Linked DNA regions of Mus musculus: region 1 is linked to region 2. Evidence: chromatin loops called from intact Hi-C (ENCODE). Cell type or tissue: gastrocnemius. All regions are shown on one strand. Each heading gives the region's core, and the rest is flanking DNA. Links, peaks and the distances in the headings are about the cores only. Region 1 overlaps Nup93 (nucleoporin 93). Region 2 holds the start of Slc12a3 (solute carrier family 12, member 3).

Evidence for each region. Hi-C counts contacts between places; a loop is a spot of excess contacts. Peaks named below come from ENCODE experiments on the same cell type or tissue, not always from the same donor. Only the 100,000 strongest peaks of a DNase experiment are listed, where the experiment ranks them.
Region 1: a loop joins it to region 2, with 2.3 times the contacts of the local background. A loop is called at or near these places in 2 of 42 quality-filtered maps.

Annotation. Positions count from the first base shown.
Region 1 is chr8:94,274,107-94,283,132 of GRCm38, reverse strand. It overlaps Nup93 (nucleoporin 93), which reads right to left. Exons shown (of 22, transcript NM_001357266.1): 4 at 1,800-1,862. Among named protein-coding and RNA genes, the nearest start is that of Mir138-2, 46 kb to the left of the region's middle. In gastrocnemius, for the core only: a CTCF peak has its summit at 4,637 (motif pointing left); no DNase peak of the experiment used is centred there.
Region 2 is chr8:94,326,328-94,335,353 of GRCm38, reverse strand. It overlaps Slc12a3 (solute carrier family 12, member 3), which reads right to left and starts at 6,146. Exons shown (of 25, transcript NM_001205311.1): 1 at 5,841-6,146; 2 at 4,831-4,977; 3 at 3,628-3,703; 4 at 2,032-2,127; 5 at 1,682-1,821; 6 at 1,223-1,333; 7 at 270-381; 8 at 1-73. The coding sequence starts at 6,116. It also overlaps a transcript of Nup93 not described here. In gastrocnemius, for the core only: CTCF peaks have their summits at 1,818 (motif pointing left) and 4,453 (motif pointing left); a DNase peak (open chromatin) is centred at 4,454.

The DNA.
Region 1 (9,026 bases), core at 562-8,561, 52 kb after region 2:
ACCAAAAAACCAAAAAAAAAAAAAAAAAAAAAAAAAAAAAGAAGAAGAAAGAAAAGAAGGCAGGGAACAAACTGGGCAACTGAATTAAGGACACGTTGGGAGCCCCTGAACTCCATTTTACCAAAATGAAGAGAGCAGTATGCTTTGGCTTACACATCCTATTCTTACTGAGCTGCTGCAGCTTTTAGAGACACTTTGTATGTTCTGAGAGTGTCATTTGTCTCTGCTGGGATGCACTAAATAGGAAAGGCAAGGATACATTTGTGGTTTCCTAGCCTGTTTTCCCAGCATTTCAGCGGGACATTGGCAAGTCATTCAGACATGAAATTGTAACGGAAATGCCAGGAAGCTGCTGAATTTTTAATTATTTTTTATTGAAAATTCTTTTTGCTCAGCAGTAAGCTCCCACTGTCCAGCCAAGTGAGAGGTACCCCTCAGGCTGGCTCCCAACACTGGGATGTCGTCCTCATAAACACATATGCACACACTTTGTGCTGTGGCATGTCACCTAAATTGTTTTGGCTGGCTGCACATTTAGTCTCAGTATGGCACAATATTTAGAGACTGCCAATTTCAGAAACACACTCTACAAGGTAAATGTATTAATAAGGTTTGGAGGCATTCAAGAATCCTAATTTAATTTCATTGGTCTTTTATAACAGGACAATCAATTTTGGTAAGAAATTCAAGAGTGAACAACAACAACAAAAACCCTTTCTAAATGTCTTCAGATCTAAATCAAATGAATGTCTCTATTTCTAGGATTAAGTACTGCTGCCAGCGATGTCACTAATGAAACTGGAATTTCCTAACTGGTCACGTAATGTCTTTGGAACATTTCTTGCACACTAGAGAAGGCAGCCGTGCCTGCCATCAGTCCTGCTGAGGATTTTACCCTGTAGACTGAACTAACTGCGCATCAAGCAGGGGCCCTTCTCACTTCATTACTTTTCAGATTACACAAATAATACATAAACACATTTCACCTGACATCCAAGCTAAGTAAACACTGCAAGAGGAACAACATTCCTTCCTCCGATCCCTCTGCAGAGAGACACAGCAGGCAGACTGGCAGGTGCTTCTGGGAGAAGGTACCTTCAGAGAGTCAGGTCTAATTTGACAGCTAACCTTTTCTCTCTCTTCCCCAAAGACCTCTCAGGAGCCTCAAAACTTTGACTCTGAACTGGGATGTTACTGAAAAGCTGCAGTCCTTGTCAGAAACAAGAGGAGCTAATGCACACTAGTAAAGGACCTGTGAGCATCATGAAGGAATGCTTCTCCAAAATATACACATTTATCCAACATGGGATGCTATATTGCTGTGTCTTGGGAAATCTCACCTAATAATTACTATTCTTTCCCAGAATGAAACCACCCAGAAACACCTGTGTAAAACTATCTGTTCTGATATTTCCGTGTTGAGAGCATTTGCAGGGGTGGAGAGAGGCTAGAATGTACAATGGCTGCTCTGGGTGATGTATCTGTTATCATTTAGCATACCAAACATATTCTAAAAGGATTTGAGAAAATGTTAGCATGGTGATATAGCCTTGCTACCAACCTGGAAACCTGGGTTTGAGCCCCAAACCGACATGGTAAAAGGAAATAACCAACCCACAAAAGGTGTCCTTTAGTTCTACATGCCCCCCCCCCCCCGAAATAAACAGTATAAAACAAAATGTTAGTTTTAAAAAAAAGTGTCACCATCATTCGGTAAGATGAAGGAAACAGAACAGGCAGGACTTGCAATCCACTAGTTAACACTATCACTCATGCATCTCATGTCGGTTGTTTCTTACCCTCTTCCGGGACTCTTCAATAGCAGACAACAAGGCATTATCTTTCTCATTCTTCAGGAAGCCCTAGAAAATGAAGTAAAGCCACATAACCAAGGTTACTTCCAAATAGCAGAAGTATACTCCTGAGCCAAAGGTAAACCCAAGAACCTGCTGTAGCAATGCATGTCTTTAACTCTGGCTCCGAGGTGGAGACAGGAGAATCAGGAGCTCAAGGCCATTTCCAGTAACGCAGGAAGTTTGCAGGCCAAATGGGGATATTGGAGACTCTGTACTCTCTATCCTCTCTGCCCCTGCCAAAGCCTAGTGCCTCCATTTACTAATGGCAGGACATTAACCAAACTCTAAATGTCAGCTGACTTATGTATAATAATGAGATAATGCAATCAAGTTCTTGGACCCAAGGCTCAGTACACAGCTCTACCATTAATACTGATTGTCTAGATATGTGGGAGACGTTAAGGAAAGTGCTCAGGGTGGCCTCCTGGTTCTTGTTCACTGTCTATTTGCCTGAGATGAGGTCAGCTGAGGGAGGATACAAGAGACGGTGACAACAGCCACAGATGCACACAGGCAGACCCTGTCTTTTATACAAAGGTAAAGCTTCTTTTCCACAGCTTGGGGCTGAGAGGTCTAAGCGGAAACAAGGAAAGCTACAATTAGTATTACATATTCATCATGTATGGAGATCAAAGTCTTGGTTGTAATGAAAGACTCCAAGTTATGCTACACCCCAGATCCACCTAAATTCTGTACAGCACAGTTGGCAAGCACACTATTCATACATTTATACATTTTAATGACCTGCTTTCTTTGTAATGCTTTCTTTATGATTTTTTAAAAAGAATTTGGGGAATGTAAAAGAAAGAACTAAGCAAACACTTTTAAATGGCAAGCTCACTTAAGACTATCGGGTGGTTTTCTACAGATCTGGTTAGTTTGCATACTTGTCATTTTAACAGCTGTAGCTTTATGCACTCTGTCCAAATAACCTAGTTCTTAAGCTGCTGGTTAGCAAATATGAATGGAAGGCGATATAATTTGGATAAGATATTAATAATATTCTCAGATCTCCAAGATCCCTTATCCACTGGCCCACGATTCCCCTGCACCTTGCTCTCATACTCCAAGGCAGCCTGCAGCCAGCAGCCAGCAGCCAGCAGCCAGCAAACAGTCCCCTCGGGAAGACGGCTCCAGGGCAGCTCTGAGGATTCAATGCACACTGCTGTCTACACTGACAACAGGGTATGAGGTGAGGGTTAGGGAAAGGCTTCAGTCCCTTTTTAGTAATGGTCCCACATACAGGAAAGGGAGATGATGTAATCATAAAATATACATACATTGTCCTTCATGGAAAAGGTCAATCTTGTATTATGAATTCTCTATTTTTCAAACAGGGTCTCAACTGTGTAGCATCTATCTCACTATCTTTCTCATAAGGGCTTCAATGGCTAAGGCTAAATTAAAGGCTTACAGTTTCACCATTTATAAGCAAAGCTATGCATCAACTACTGTGGCCCATGAGTAGGCAGGGGCCATGTGCTGCTGCTCAGGAAGCTGTTCGATTAAAGGTGGGAGGAGAAGCCACCATTGATAAGGCCTAGTTTAACTTTTCTGTTATGGCTAATGCAGAGGGCAGTATGTTAAACCTGATATTCTATCTCCCTTCTATGCTTCCCTGATCTTCCCAAGTCAATGATCAGCATATTAACTTCTTTTAACTATGCCTATATTCATGTATTTCACATACATACATACATACATACATATCTACAAACATACATACATACATACAAGCATGCAAAGCAGTAGTCAGACACACTTAAAAGAGAAGTACTTCTTGTGAAACAGAGCCCTCAATTGAATTAAAAAGAATTTTCTCTCTCTCTCTCTCTCTCTCACACATACACACTCTCTCTCTCTCTCTTTCTCTCTCTCTCTCTCTCTCTCTCTCTCTCTCTCTCTCTCTCTCACTCACTCATGCAAACCAACATTACCAGCAATTAAAGGAAAAAAAGATCATATATTTGAAGAAAACTGGGGCAGGGGGTTTACATGGGAGGGGCAGGAGGGAGGAAAGAGAAGGGGGTAAATGATGTAATTTTATTATAATTTCCAAAAATAAAAGAGTATCATAGCAAAAAGAAATAACAAATTATTGGGATCAGCTTAGTCTTAAGCTCCTTGTCTTTTAAAAGCTATATTGTAAAAAATCTCAACATATTAAATGAAGCATTTGTGCATGAGACTCGGATTTCAGATACGGCCCACATATGAACAAAGACCACACCACTATGTACCTCAAAGACTACCTGCTCTCTGTAGTACACACAACCCACAACACAACCATTTCTCAGAACTCCTGGAAGACAGGTCCAGACCCTTCCCCAGACAGCAGAGTATCTGCATGCGACCTGTGAACATTTTTAAGCCATAGGTCACTAACACAATGTGAATCTAGGGTTGAGAGCTTATATAGCATATTATTTAGGCAATAATGACAAGAAAATCTACATATATTCAATATCCCTCCAATAGGTCTTGCTATTTCTCTCTCCAAAGATGTTTAAAACTCCCTAGCCCAGCATCCCAATCACTGGTATCACAGGTCTGTGCCACCACATTGTACGTCAGACAAAATGCTTATTCTAGAATGTTTGTGTTTGGTTATATATAGGGCCAATTACACTTATTCTGCTCTTTGATATTTATCTTTTATTCCTTTCTACAAGGAAACATTAGAATAGATTATACATATTATATACTTTCAAAACTATACAGTAGCAGCCTACCTTTTAAAAAGAACTAACAGGTACACAGTAGTGATGGATGGAATCTTGTGCCATCTAGTGGTGATGATTAATTTACTCCAAAGAACACACCTAGCCGGGCGTGGTGGTGCACGCCTTTAATCCCAGCACTCGGGAGGCAGAGGCAGGAGGATTTCCTAGTTCGAGGCCAGCCTGGGTCTACAAAGTGACAGGGCTACAGAGAAACCCTGTCTCGAAAAACCAAAAAAAAAAAAAAAGAACACACCTTTGGGAAAAGTCATGAATGAAGATATTCTAAAGTCACTGTCTCTCTCCCATAGGCTATCAAACTATTAAGACTACCCAAGAAATTCCAATTTCCCCAGGTATCTCACTGATGGGAGAAAAAGGGCTGAAACTTAGCACCAGCCAGAACTTGTCCCCAGGACAGAAACTTAACACAGGTCTGACAACTCCTTAGACCACCCTGCAGGCCAGCCTGCAGTCCGGATAATGATGGGGAGGCACACAATCAGACTAGCACTGCTTGGCTAGGCATACTTCTTGTTCTCTGTTTTAACCTAAACCTCATGTCAGGACCTTGAAGCTAGATTTGGAGGGGGTGGGGTCCATTTGCTCCTTTCCCAGTATGACCATATTGAAAGAGCCACCACATCTGGCTCTGTCCTCTGTCCTTCAACCTTACTTCTTTCTTTAATTGGTCTAGAGAGGATGAGTAGCCCTAGCTAGGACCCAGGCTTTGACTCTTTTTTTTTTTTTTTTTTTTTTTTTTGAGACAGGGTTTCTCTGTATGGCCCTGGCTGACCTGGAACTCACTTTGTAGACCAGGCTGGCCTCGAACTCAGAAATCCGCCTGCCTCTGCCTCCCAAGTGCTGGGATTAAAGGTGTGTGCCACCACACCCAGCCCCAGGCTTTGACTCTTAACAACTCTGGTAACAGTTACACAGGGCTGGAATAAAATTGCTAAATTAAAGATGGGGACAATATGTATTTTACCATATAAAATAATGAAAGCAAAATTAAACATCCAAATGGATAAAAGACTCCTGTCTTCTTCCTCCTCCTCTTCAGTCTCAGAGCCTGGATGGGGCCAGGTATGGTGGCTCACCACTGTAATCCCAGTACTAGGAAAGATTGCTGTGAGTTCAAGGCCAACCTGAGCCTCAGAGTAATAACTTGTCTCAAAACACCAAACCCCAAAGCATAACAAGAATAAACTGAACAGGTGGGCAGAAACATAATCTGTCTCCATCCAGGTTTCCCAAGCCTCTTCCTAGACTTGCTATGACTAAAGTTGTTTTCAGTTTAAATTACTATGCTTGGGAGATTTATAAAACAAACATGCTTCTAATCTGCAAGCCCTACTTGCCAAGAGCAGATAACACACTGGAGTGCTAGAGGCTGTTGCTCTGCATCTGTGAACAACCTCGGTTGTCCCAACTCTACAGGATGTGCTTGGTCACATACAGGCAGGAGGTATGTCAGGATGTATGTTTGCCCTTGACTGGACAAGTACATATAGCCTTGTGGTTCTTGCCTTTATAAGCCCCTGTTTATTATAATTCAGTGACATACTATGGGAATCCAGTATCCATCCTTTTGGATTAAATACAGCTAGCCAGTATTAAAGCTAGCTTCAAATTTGGCTCAAAAATTGTGTAGTGGTCTTATTCTTGCTGGTAGGATTACCAGTCTTTTCTTTTTGGTTTCTGTGAGACTCTCCTTAAAACTTTAAAGTCTATCCTCATCCTGGAAAGGTGTTTTATCATTTATCAAAAAGTGGGATCTCTGGAAAATCAAGTTAGGGTACAAAGGTAAAGGCTGAGCTGGGTCTCCACTACTGGGAAGGCCTTGTGCACAGCTTCCCTCCTACTCAGAGATGGCTGCAGGCCTTTGGGGTTAATATGCCCATACCCAACTTTCCTATTTGCTCCGCCCTTCTAGGGTCCCAGAATAGACACATCACTGGCTCTTGGAATGGGTTTTGATTTCCAGCTTTCTGGAGCACACAATAGCTCCCATTCAGGAAGGAATTGGGCAATTCAATGACATCCAGGGCCAATCCTTTTAACAGTAGAGAAGCATAGACATCATAAGTCTAAAAGATCCACAGTATAAACCACACACAGGCCTGAGTGTTTACATATATGTGCTAACATATGAATGCCTGGTTTCTATGAAGGTCAGAAGAGGGCTCCTCTGGAACTGGACTTACAGCAGCCACATGGGTGCAGAGAACTGAATCCAGGCCTTCTGCAAAAGCAGCAAGTGCTCTTAACTGCTGAACCATCTCTCCAGTTCATCTTTGCTAGAGGAACTAGGCTGCCTTGTGATGTACCTGATGGAGAATAACCCAGACCAGAACTTCAAGGTTACGTCCATTTTCCTACCAATACTGTAGGTATTTCAAGGACCCAGTAGCCAAAGTGGCTCCTAAATAGCTAGAGGACAGGAAGATGAGCCTTACTGTAGTCAATACAGACTCTGGTATTCAGAGTACCCCAGAGAAGAGGAGAGAAGAGGCCTAGGCAAACAGACCTCTGTTGTGCCTAATGGACATATTTCTTAGCTTATCTGCTCCTCAACGGTGAGGAACTGGTTCAGCAAGTAAACATGCTCTTCCTTTTGAAATCCTGAGGACCTGAGTTCAGATTCTCAGAACTCCATACGCACGTGTGTACACATGCGCATGCATGCATGCACACATACAACATAATCTTTTAAAAAAGAATCTCTAGGGCTGGAGAGATGGCTCAGCAGTTAAGAGCACTGACTGCTCTTCCAGAGGTCCTGAGTTCAATTCCCAGCAACCATAAGGTGGCTCACAACCATCTGTAATGAGATCCGATGTCCTCTTCTGGTGTGTCTGAAGACAGTGATGGTGTCCTCACATACATGAAATAAATAAATAAATCTTAAACAAAAATAAGAATCTCTAATGAGGAAATTTTCTATGTACAGTTAAGTCAGAAAAGAAAAGCCATTAAAAAATATATTTTATGCTGCTTTTTTTTAAACAGGTCTCAGCTTCCATTTACAAGTAAGCATGACTTGAAGAACATATAAAGTTCCTCACTGCTGTTCACACAGATATGCATTAAATTAGAGGCTGCTGCACAAAGGAAAAGCCATATTTGATATGGCCCTCATGACACAAAACACTCCTTATTCTCTCTTTCCTTCAACAGACCAACCAGCCAACCATGCTGTCAAATGGAGACAGCACTACAGCCCGTGGGTATCTGACAAGATGCAAAATCCACAGTGGACAGCACAGAACCTCGGTGCTGCCTCCCATTTAATATGCATGACAGATACAAATCAACAGGAACTCTGTAATAACCAACATTCAAAATACTTACATTTAAAATTTTACATTTTCTTATTTGGGCCAGGGGTCATGACACATGTAGAGGTCAGAGGTCAGAGACAACCAGTGAGTTGGTTCTCTCCTTCCATCACATGGCTTCCAGAGTTTGAGCTCAAGTTCTTAGATTTGGCAGCAAATGCTTTTACTCGATGAGTCATCTAGCCAGCCCCCAAATCAAAATATTAATGTGAAGTCAACAGTGATATTAGGAATGAACACTACAATTGAATGAACTGCCAAGGCATGAATAAAAGGCATAAAGACAAAATAAGCAAGAAAAGGAGTGGTGGCACATGCCTTTAATCCTAGCACTTGGGATGCAGAGGCAGGCGGATCTCTTGTCAATTTGAGGCCAGCCTGATCTACATAGAGAATTCAAAGACAGCCAGGGCTATATATTGCAACCCTGTCTTTTGGGGATGGCGATAAAGGAAGTGGATAAATAAACAGAGTAGTAATTCTTATTCCGAGATGAAACAAAACCCACAGTGAGCTGGGCCTCTGCGCTGGTGTGGATATGGTTGCTCTTCAGCAGCCCTTTCCACGGTGTCTGCCGATACTCCCCCAGGAATCATTCAAGTGCAAATGATAAAACTCAAAGAACTGACACTTTTATATTTGGGTAGTCCCCAAGCTTTAAATTAGAGAATTTACATAATGTCTTAAAGTACTTTGGGTCATTTTATCAGATAGAGAGTACTGTGATAAGATAATATATAGAATGAGGCTGAATCTCAACTAACGTTTATACTTTAATCTCCAACTCAGATTTAAAGTAAGTCCCACTGCTTGTTTTCTACAAAAATGTCAAATTATCTGTTGATAGACTGCATATGTTCCCCATAAGAGAGTAGGGTCAGACAGACAAGAATGATGCCACTAGTCGGATGCTGTTGTGTGAGCCTGTGCTGAGCCTCTCGGCCCTTTCAGCAGGTGGCAGCAGATGCATGCTCAGATAAGTCTGGAGCCAGAGGTGGCATAGTGCTGTACAAGTCACGATGACGAATCTCACTTTGTATTTTGAACAAAATGAACTTCAAGTGTTAACGCTTTAAAGAGGGCCATAAAATTGTATGCTTATTTGGATC
Region 2 (9,026 bases), core at 541-8,540:
ATGGAGAACATGCCAAAGAAGCTACCATCAATGCCTCTCCAGTCGGGTACCAGGTTCTGAACAAAAATGTCCCCTGGAAAAACCAATGCCTAAGTCAGAGCCACCCACAGGGCTTAGCCATCTAACTGGGCCCAGTCAAACAGCAGTGGGATACCTGGAAGCCTGTGGCCTTGGGAGGAGATCCGGCCTCTTGTGCCCATGTAAGGAGTCAAATACACAGACCCCCATCCACTGAGTCACCGCCAAGGGAAGCTCCTGACCTCACGTACCATGGTAGCTGTAGAAGCCTTTAGAGGCTTTGTCTTCAGATGCTGGGATCAGTGTGCCCACCAGGTAGTTGGCAAAGGAGACCATGATGACAAGAAAGAATAGCACCTGGGCCTGGAGTAAAGGACACCGGAGGTCAGCCTTCAGGGGCCTGCAGGGTCACTCACTCCCTTACCCACGTGACTGCCTCCTCATCTCAGTCAGACAGTGAGGAGTCAGGGACGTGACAGCGAACAAGTTGATCTGAGACTAGAAACAGGAGTTATGATGGAGTCAGGTCGGGGGCTACGTTAGCAGAGTGTTCATTCCCAGCAGCAGATACTGTCAAGAGGGCGGCTGGAGAAGCACAGAACCACCTGGAGACTGAAGAGCCAGGAGGCCAGAGAGCAACATGGAGAAGCAAGGCACGCAAGCCAGGCCCCTGCCAATCAAAGGCTCCCCCTGGGCCAGCCTGCTGGCTATAGCCCAGTGATTCTTTGGTTTCCTGATATGTAACCTCTGACATTTGGCTGAATACAGGATTTAGCAGGGTTGAAGAACACATTTTCTTGCCTCCCTTTGTAGCTCTGTGTGGCCAATAGGGTGTGAGCAGGAGTTATGTGCACAACCTTTGGCTTAGCCTAAAAGTGTGGCTAGAGAATTCCCTTCTTTTCTTTCACTCCTCCCTGCCCCTCCACCTGGACCACAGATGTGACAATGGTGGCCACTGTGATCCAGGTCAATAAGGGCCACATTCGGGGATGGACAGGTCACAGGATGGAAGGAATCTTCACGCCCCTCCCCTGCTCCATGGAAACCACCATGCTAGCCCTACACCACATCCTTAGGAGGGTTACAGGACGTCTCAGGGTTTTTCTTTTATCCTAGTGGCCACACTTCAATCCTAGTTGATACACTAAGAAGAGGCAAAGCCAGAGCCAGGTCTGCCCTCTCCCACCCAGCATCCCCTCCTCACCTTGGACTCCCACTCCATCCCAGCCAGCGAGATGGCCAGCAGCACAGTGACCGTGACCACACCGATGATGCGGATGTCATTGATGGGGTCTACGATGGGTGTGCCATACTCCTGAGTGGGGGAGCAGGCCAGCTGTGTGTTCAGTCTTCACATCTGTTCCTCCAGAACCCCAACCCCACTCCACTTAGGGCATACCCTCCCCCAAAGGGCTACTGTGTGGTCATGGACAACATGGCCCAAAGGCAGCATGCACCCCAAAGGGGGCTTGTGAGGATGGTCTATACTTAGTAAAGACTTTTATTGTCACTCAAAGTGACAAGATGTAGCGTTGGTCACTGGTAGGGAAGGTTAGGCAGGAGAAGGAAGGCCCGGTTCAGTGAGGAGCAGTGTGTGTGGGGGAGGTGCTGGGGGGTGGAGGGGGGTTGTCCCACTCCCTCTGCCCCATGCCAGGTCCCTCACCTGCAGTAGGTCCCTTACGGTTTCTGCAAAGCCCACAGTGTGCATGGCCACACCCACAGCATTGGCAAAGGCGAAGATGAGGCCAATGGAGCCTCCCAGCTCTGGTCCCAGACTCCGGGAAATAAGGAAATAGGTGCCACCTAGCGGGCAGAGCAGAGGGCCAGAGAAGAAACTGTAGTGCAAGAGGGGCAGGACCAAGGGCCACAAGGTGGACAATGGAGACCAGCTTGAGAGGTAAAGAGCCCCTACAAGTCCCCATCAGAAGCAAGGTGGGCATGACAGGGTACGCCAGGGGTGGGGCAGTAGCTCAGAATGCATGGTGTCCAGATAAAGATGGTCCCAGAACTCACCCGACTTGACCTTGCCATTGGTAGAGATGGCGGAGATGGAGAGGCCGGTGATGGATGTCACCATGACCGACAGCAGGATGATGAGCCAAGTCAGCACTGTGTGGGGGTGAATGAATGGGAGCACCCCAAAACTCAATCAACACACTTCTCAGGTCAGCCCCCTCAATCCCCATGTGACCCGAGTCCCTTTCTCTGAGCCTTAGTTTGCCACCTGAAGAACTGTGGGTCTCAGTCAGAGGCCGAGGTGCAGACCTGCCACCCCAGAATTTTGGAGGTAGAGAGTTCAAGGCCAGCCTGGGCAATAGAGAGAGAAGCCCTGGGCGTGATGTCACATGTATTTAATCCCAGCATTCACAAGGCAGAGGCGGGTGGATCTCTGTGAGTTCAAGACCAGCCTGATCTACATAGCAAGTTCTAAAACAATCAAGTTTACATAGAGAGACAGAACTCACTTCAAATAACAGCAACCCCCACAAAAAGCCCCCAAATATAAAACTCACTAAAAATAAAGACTAGAGATATAGCTCAGTTAGGACAATAAAAGTCTATTAAATAGCACAAGGCCTGGGTTTGAGCCCTAGTACCACATAACCCAGGCATGGTGGCACACACATTTAATTCTAGGAGCTAGAAATCCTGGTAGCTAGAACTCTAAGGTCATCCTTGGTTGTTACATAGTGAGTTTGAGACCTGGGATATACAGGAGTCTGTCACAAAAAAGCCAGAGCACCTGGGAGTTAGCAAGGTGCTTGGCTCACAAGCAGGATGATCTGAGTTTGGTCTCTACAGCCCACACCAAAGTCTAGGCAGGGTGGCATGCACCTGCAAGCCCAGTACTGAGGAGGCAGAGATTGGAAGATCCCTGGGGCTTGCTGGCCAGCCAGTCTAGTCTAGTTAGTGAGATCTGGGCCAATGAAAGATCCATCTCAGAGGAGGAGGATGGCTCCTGAGGTAGATGTCTGAGGTTTTCTCTGGACTCTGCACAATCAAATATAAAGATGCACAAGACAGCATGTGACACACACACACACACACACACACACATCTACCTCCCCAGACTAAGATAAGGTTGGTTTGTCTACTTTCCTTGGTGAGTTGATTAATAGCAAGTTCATGTGCCAATGTGTGAATAGTTTGCAGGCACAGAAAGAAAGTCGCCCCCTTTGGCAATATAAAGAAAGCAGTAGTTACCATGTACTGAGAGCCTTCAGGTACTAAAGCCTAGGCTGCCTTCCAGCACCTTGGAAGCTGCACAGCAGCTCTGGAGGCAGGAACTGTCATCAGACTCGTTTTACCCACGAGGAAACCAAGGCTCAGAGATGGTTGGCACTCAAGGCTACCCAGCATCTGAACTCTGGTCTTCTAGAGTCCCAGTTCTGAGCACAAATACTCTGCGCTAGAAGTCGGCTTGCCGAGGTACCCTGACACTGCTGACTCTGCATCCAATGGTCTCTTCCACTCCACCCCACCCGTGGCTGCTGCCATCTGAGGGTGTGCTGGGAAGGAGCGGACCTAGCCTGGAGTCTCTACAGCCCAAGGGGTTGGGACCAGAATGCAAGCACTCGTGCATTCCCTTCTCCTTGAGGTGGCACTCACCGATGCCCGCCTGCGCCGTAATCCAGGGGAGTCGCAGGTAGAGGATCACTCCCCAGATGTTGAGCATGCAACGGATCTGGCAGGAGAGTGGGGTTAGAGGCTTCCTGAGGGCCAGGTGCCCAAAGCCAAAGCCTCGTGTGCTTGTTCCCAGGTCTAGGGGACACCTGATGTTTCTTGTGCTCTCCCTCCCATGGGATCAGACTGCCTGGCTTGGGGGTGAAAGGGGAGGACAATTTTTATCCCACCTCCTCCCACTCTGCCGTGGAGGCCTGGCCAGCCACTGCCTTGGGCAGCTTATTGACCCCGGGCATAGTATTCTGAAGGCATCAGCAAAAGCCAGGGGAAGCCAGCACCCCACGTAGAGCAGAAATCAAAGCTCAGGTTGCTTCCATATTAAAGGCAAAGCCAGAGGTCATCACTGGGGCTGAAATTCCAAATGGGAGGGTCCGACAAGGCCTTTGGCCCTGCCAACTACTAGGGCCAGGTAGGGACGTGTGACCTTCACACTCATGAGATTTCTGGGGCTCACATCTGCTGAGATGAAAATCAGGGTGTGCCTGGTTCTGGCTAACACAGATCAGGGGGGTGTCCCAACTCTGAATGTGGAGCCCCCGGGGAGGGGGTGAAGGCTCTGGTTCTGCTTTCTCCTGTACCCCATCCCCACATCTTTGTAGAACCCTATATTGTCTTTCAAAGTCAAGGGCATTGAGTCTTTACTTCCTGAAGGGTTACTTATGCTTCATACTACAGCTAACACTAGGCTGTACCATGGTATGCGATGGGAGAGGAGGGATTGTCGATGTGTATGTTAGTGCTGCCCTCTAGTGGCCATGTGGGGAATTTCTTCTAATAACCCCCTAGCAGGCATTGATCCAAGAACTCTCACACCTAACAACTATTTTAATGCTCAGTTTTACGGGTGAGGAAACTGAGGCAGGAGTAGCTAAGTAACTTTCCTAAGGCTACAACACTAGTGAGTAGCTAAGCAGAGATCTTCTTAGGATTGGGTCTTGGCCAAGAGCGCCCAAGAACTGTGGGAAGCCAAATACAATTAATTGGAGGCCACTGCTGATGGGGAAACTGAGGCCCAAACTGAGCTCCAGGTCTAAACTGCTCACTAGGGCCTGAGAGTCAAAGCTGAGGCTGAATGGGGCTCTACCCCCACCCTGTCTAGACATCAAGCTCCGGGCCACAGCCACTCACCATCACCCCCTTGACCCAGCCGAAGCGAACAGGTTCTCCAGGGCTCTTCTCACTGTTGGTGCCTGTCTCATCTTCCACAAGTCCATCAGTCAGCTCACGACCTTGCCGTCCATCAAAGGCCAGGGCATGCAGGTGGCTACCTTCCTGCTGGGGGCCCAGAGACCAATAGGAGTCAGGCAATGGGGGTTAGGGGCTGGGTGTCTGTATTCAGTCTTGCCTGCCCCACTTTGCCACACAGGCAGCCCTTGGACAGCTTCCTGGGTACAATGCTACTCGAAGCTTGGAGAAACACCAGAGAGAGCAAGCAAGCTGAGCATTCAGAATGCTTCTGCTCCGGGAGGCTCCTCCCCTCTAGGGCAGAGGGCTGGAGTCTGACAAGCCTGCAGTCTGAGAAGTGACACGGGATGGGAGGTGAAGCAGTATGTCACACGCCACACACCAGGTCTCTGACACAGAGAGTCTTGAACCCAGGCCTGGACTCCAGCATGGTCATCTTCTATTTCGTATTCCTACCAACCGCAGCCTACTCTGGGACCTTCATCCCAGTACCTATCTCAGCATCCCTATTCAAACAAGGGGTCTTGTTTGGTCCCTTCAGAGGGAAGCTTTGAAACACGGAAGAGTGTTAGAGGTTAGAACATCCAACTGTTGGTGAAACCGTGAGGTGACAGGGATTGGACCCTCCAGCCTCCCAGACAGCGAAGCCGATGAGCTAATATTTGAGAGGGCTCACCATGCTCCCTCCCTCCCTCTCACAGTCTCTCCCAGCGGTGTGCAACCTGCATTTGTATAAGCAGCAGGCTATGCTATCATTGTGCTGCCGGTGCCTGGACAATATGTATTACTTGTGCCCCCAAGCTTCATGGCACCTCTGTCCACTATTCATTTGGGTGTCTTGACCCTAGAGGAAGATGCCCAGTCATTTTCACAACACGAATGACAGAACATGTTGGGCAATCATGCCAACGTTACCCAGCCAGGAAGCGGCCAGTCTTTGAACTTCTGCTTACCTTGAGGAATGAATGCAGGTCAGCCAGGGTGGGCCGCACCTTCCGGGGCTCACCGGGCAGAGCGCTGTTAGCATAGTGTTCGTAGGCCGGCACCACGTCTATGGTGTTGTAACCGAAGGTGCGCATGTATAAGGTGCTGCCGTGTGTTAAGTGGCTGGGCTGGCTGCTGTCACAGGCAGCTGGTGGGGGCTCATCGCCTCCCATCAGTGTGCTGATGGTGAAGCGCCCACTGCACAGAGCATCGCCAGGCAGCTCTGTCACGGGGAGCTCTGCCATTATGGCTCTGGGTATCAAAGGAGGGGACAAGAGTGGGCAAGGGCACTGAGGGTGGCTTTATAGGCTGGGAGGAGGCGGGAGCTTGGTCCAGACCGCCCATGGCAAGTGAGCAGGGTCTCTGCCAGGGTGGGGGGCGGAGCCATAGCAACTGCTGTCCTGCCCCCATTTATCTGATCATTGACACAGGGGCCAATTTGGAGCAGGAGGGCTGGGCTAGAGCCAGGGCCACATCCCTGAGTCCTGCAGTAGCCCTTCTAAGCCTAGGGTAGCAGAGGTTCTGCAGCTAGGACCCAGGAAGCAGCAGACATGAGAGAGGACCCAGAGAAGGCCTGCTGCAAGGTGCCTACCTACACTGCAGGTTAACAGTCCTCGTGTTGGGCACAATGTATTTCTTTCATTTTATTTACTAGTTTGAATGGATGTCATCTTAGGACATGCATATAAAAAAAAAGGAAGTCTGCCTTCCGATCTCCATCCCTCACAGTCTCAGCGTCTTTCCTGATACATTTCAATATACATAAGCCATTGTGATTAGTGGCCTCAAGCCAGACCTGCAGCCACCTCTTGACTGACAAACCTTGAGAGCTTGGTGCTGGCCACTGGCCTCTAGGGTAAACAGGCACAGTGCAGCCTGACCTACACATTCACAGGCTGGCCTACGGGGCTGTAGTTTGGAGCCCAGAGCAACTGGTCTTTCCCTCCCTGGAGCCATGCATTGTTCCCATGAAGTAGGAGATCTGGTCAGCAAAGGCTCCTAAGCCATTGCAGGGGCATTGCCCTGGGGTATGAAAGACACTCTGGGTCTTGATGATGAACTAGTGGATGTTGGATGTGTCCTAAGAAAGCAATGGACTTGTAGCTGTGAGGGGTCCCAGAGTCAGCCCTTACATTAATGGCCCCACCCATAACTATCTTTCCCTAAGAGGCTGGGCGTTCAGTAATCCATGGCTGTGGGGCACAAAAGCCTGGCATCCTGCCCTGTCTCTGGAACCACCCAGTGTTTCCCTGAATCATCTGAGGCTTAGGGCTACCCTAAAGCCCGCTCCCTCTGCCCTCCCAGACACATGTCCTGAATTTGCTCTCAGTTACTTCCCAGTGAGGTGACCCAGCCCCTTACAAGAATAGGAGACGACGGTACATGCTTCTTGCTGCTTTATTGACTATAACAAAGATTTGGAATCGACCTTGACAATCAACAAATGAATGGGTAAAAAAAACTATGTATATGTATAAACCATGTATACATAAGTTATATAAGTATAAATTATATATATGCATGCTACTTGGCTATCAAGTTAAAATGTTTTCGGGAAAATGGACAGTCTCAGTATGAATATTAGGTGAGATCATACAACTTCAGAAATAAACCACACACTCTCCCTCCTGTGGAATCTAGCCAAAAATATATGTATGCATAAAAACAAAAGTACCCGTGGGTACAGTATAACATGAAGAAAGAGCATAAGAAAGGCTGAATATAAAGGAATGAGGAAGGATGGCACAAAGAGCAGGACACAGAAAGGGGACAAAAAGCTGATGTATTCCTAGTTCTAACTCCGTCACAGTTTTTTATTTTTTGATTTGGATGGTGGACAATTGCAAAAAATACATTTGACACTAAAGGTGTAAAATTTAACATGAAGCTCTATAGCTTCTGTTTCTATGCCAATTCTAACTGTATAGAAGTTCACTAAGTTGTACTGACCTTGGGTATGGTTAAATTTTGTTTGAATATTATTATTAACTTGCAAGATTTTTTTTTTCCAGACAGTAATAGTCCTGGCTGGCCTCTAATTCACTTTGTAGACCAGGCTGGCTTCGAACTCACAGAGATCCTTCTGCCTCTGTCTCCCAAGTACTGGGATTAAAGGCGTGTGCCACCACATGTGGCACAAGATTTTTTTTTAATGAAATTTAAAATAAGTTTATGGAATTTAAAATAAGATCTGAGGACTCTTGTCACTGTCCAACAGACCAGCCAGCACCCCATGCTGTGTGGCAGCAGGAGCCCAGGGACTCAGAGAAGCCATGGTGGAGCAAGGGCTCATGGGAAGCTACAGCTACAACAGACCAGACCAGCTGGGAGGTCAGCAGACAGCTGGAGGAGTGGACCACTGGAGAAGGGTCAAGGTGTTGTGGACAACCAGGGAAGGCTTCCTGGAGGAGGCCTTTTACCTGCTTTGTTCCTATGGAGACCTAGGGTGGGTGAAGGTCAGAGGGCTGCTGTCTACTCATGGTGGGACTCTGTTCAGGCTCAGGCTCCAGTATCTTCCAGAGGAAACTAGAGGAAAGCACTCCAGGCCCTACTTCTCAGAGTCTACCCATATCCCCTAGAGGACCTGCCCCAAGGCATCCAGGCCCTGCTACCTCCAACAGGAAATTGCACTCTGGTGGGTGCTTTCAAGAGACCCAGCTGGCCCCTGGTACTCTGGGCTAGAGAGACCAGGGCAAATGTGTCTAGCTAGGAAGACGGTGTTGAGACCAGTTAGAGACCGTCCCAGAGTCACCCTACTAGCATGGAGATGCTCTCAGACCTCAGTGCTCCCTTTCATGGAGGGGCAGTGTTCCCTCCAATTTCTTGGAAAGGAAGTCAGCCACAGAGGCAGGGGCCTCGCACAATAGATTGTTCAGCGACTATCTCAACCAACCAGAGTTTCAGACACGGGCTCAATAAGTGCTTGTTGGTTGTACAGGGAATGAATGGAGACTAGAACCAAGGAGAGCTAAGCCAGGTGGAGACGAGCTTACAAGGGGTCTTTGGGGATTCCCATGGCACAGATCCTGCCTCTATTGGACATTAAGTGGCGGGCAGAGGAAGACATAAACACTTCTTTCCTCTGCCAGCTTCCAGCAGGGCTGAAGGCTTGAAGTAAGGACTCAGGGGCCAAGGACTCCTCCGGGCCAGTTTTC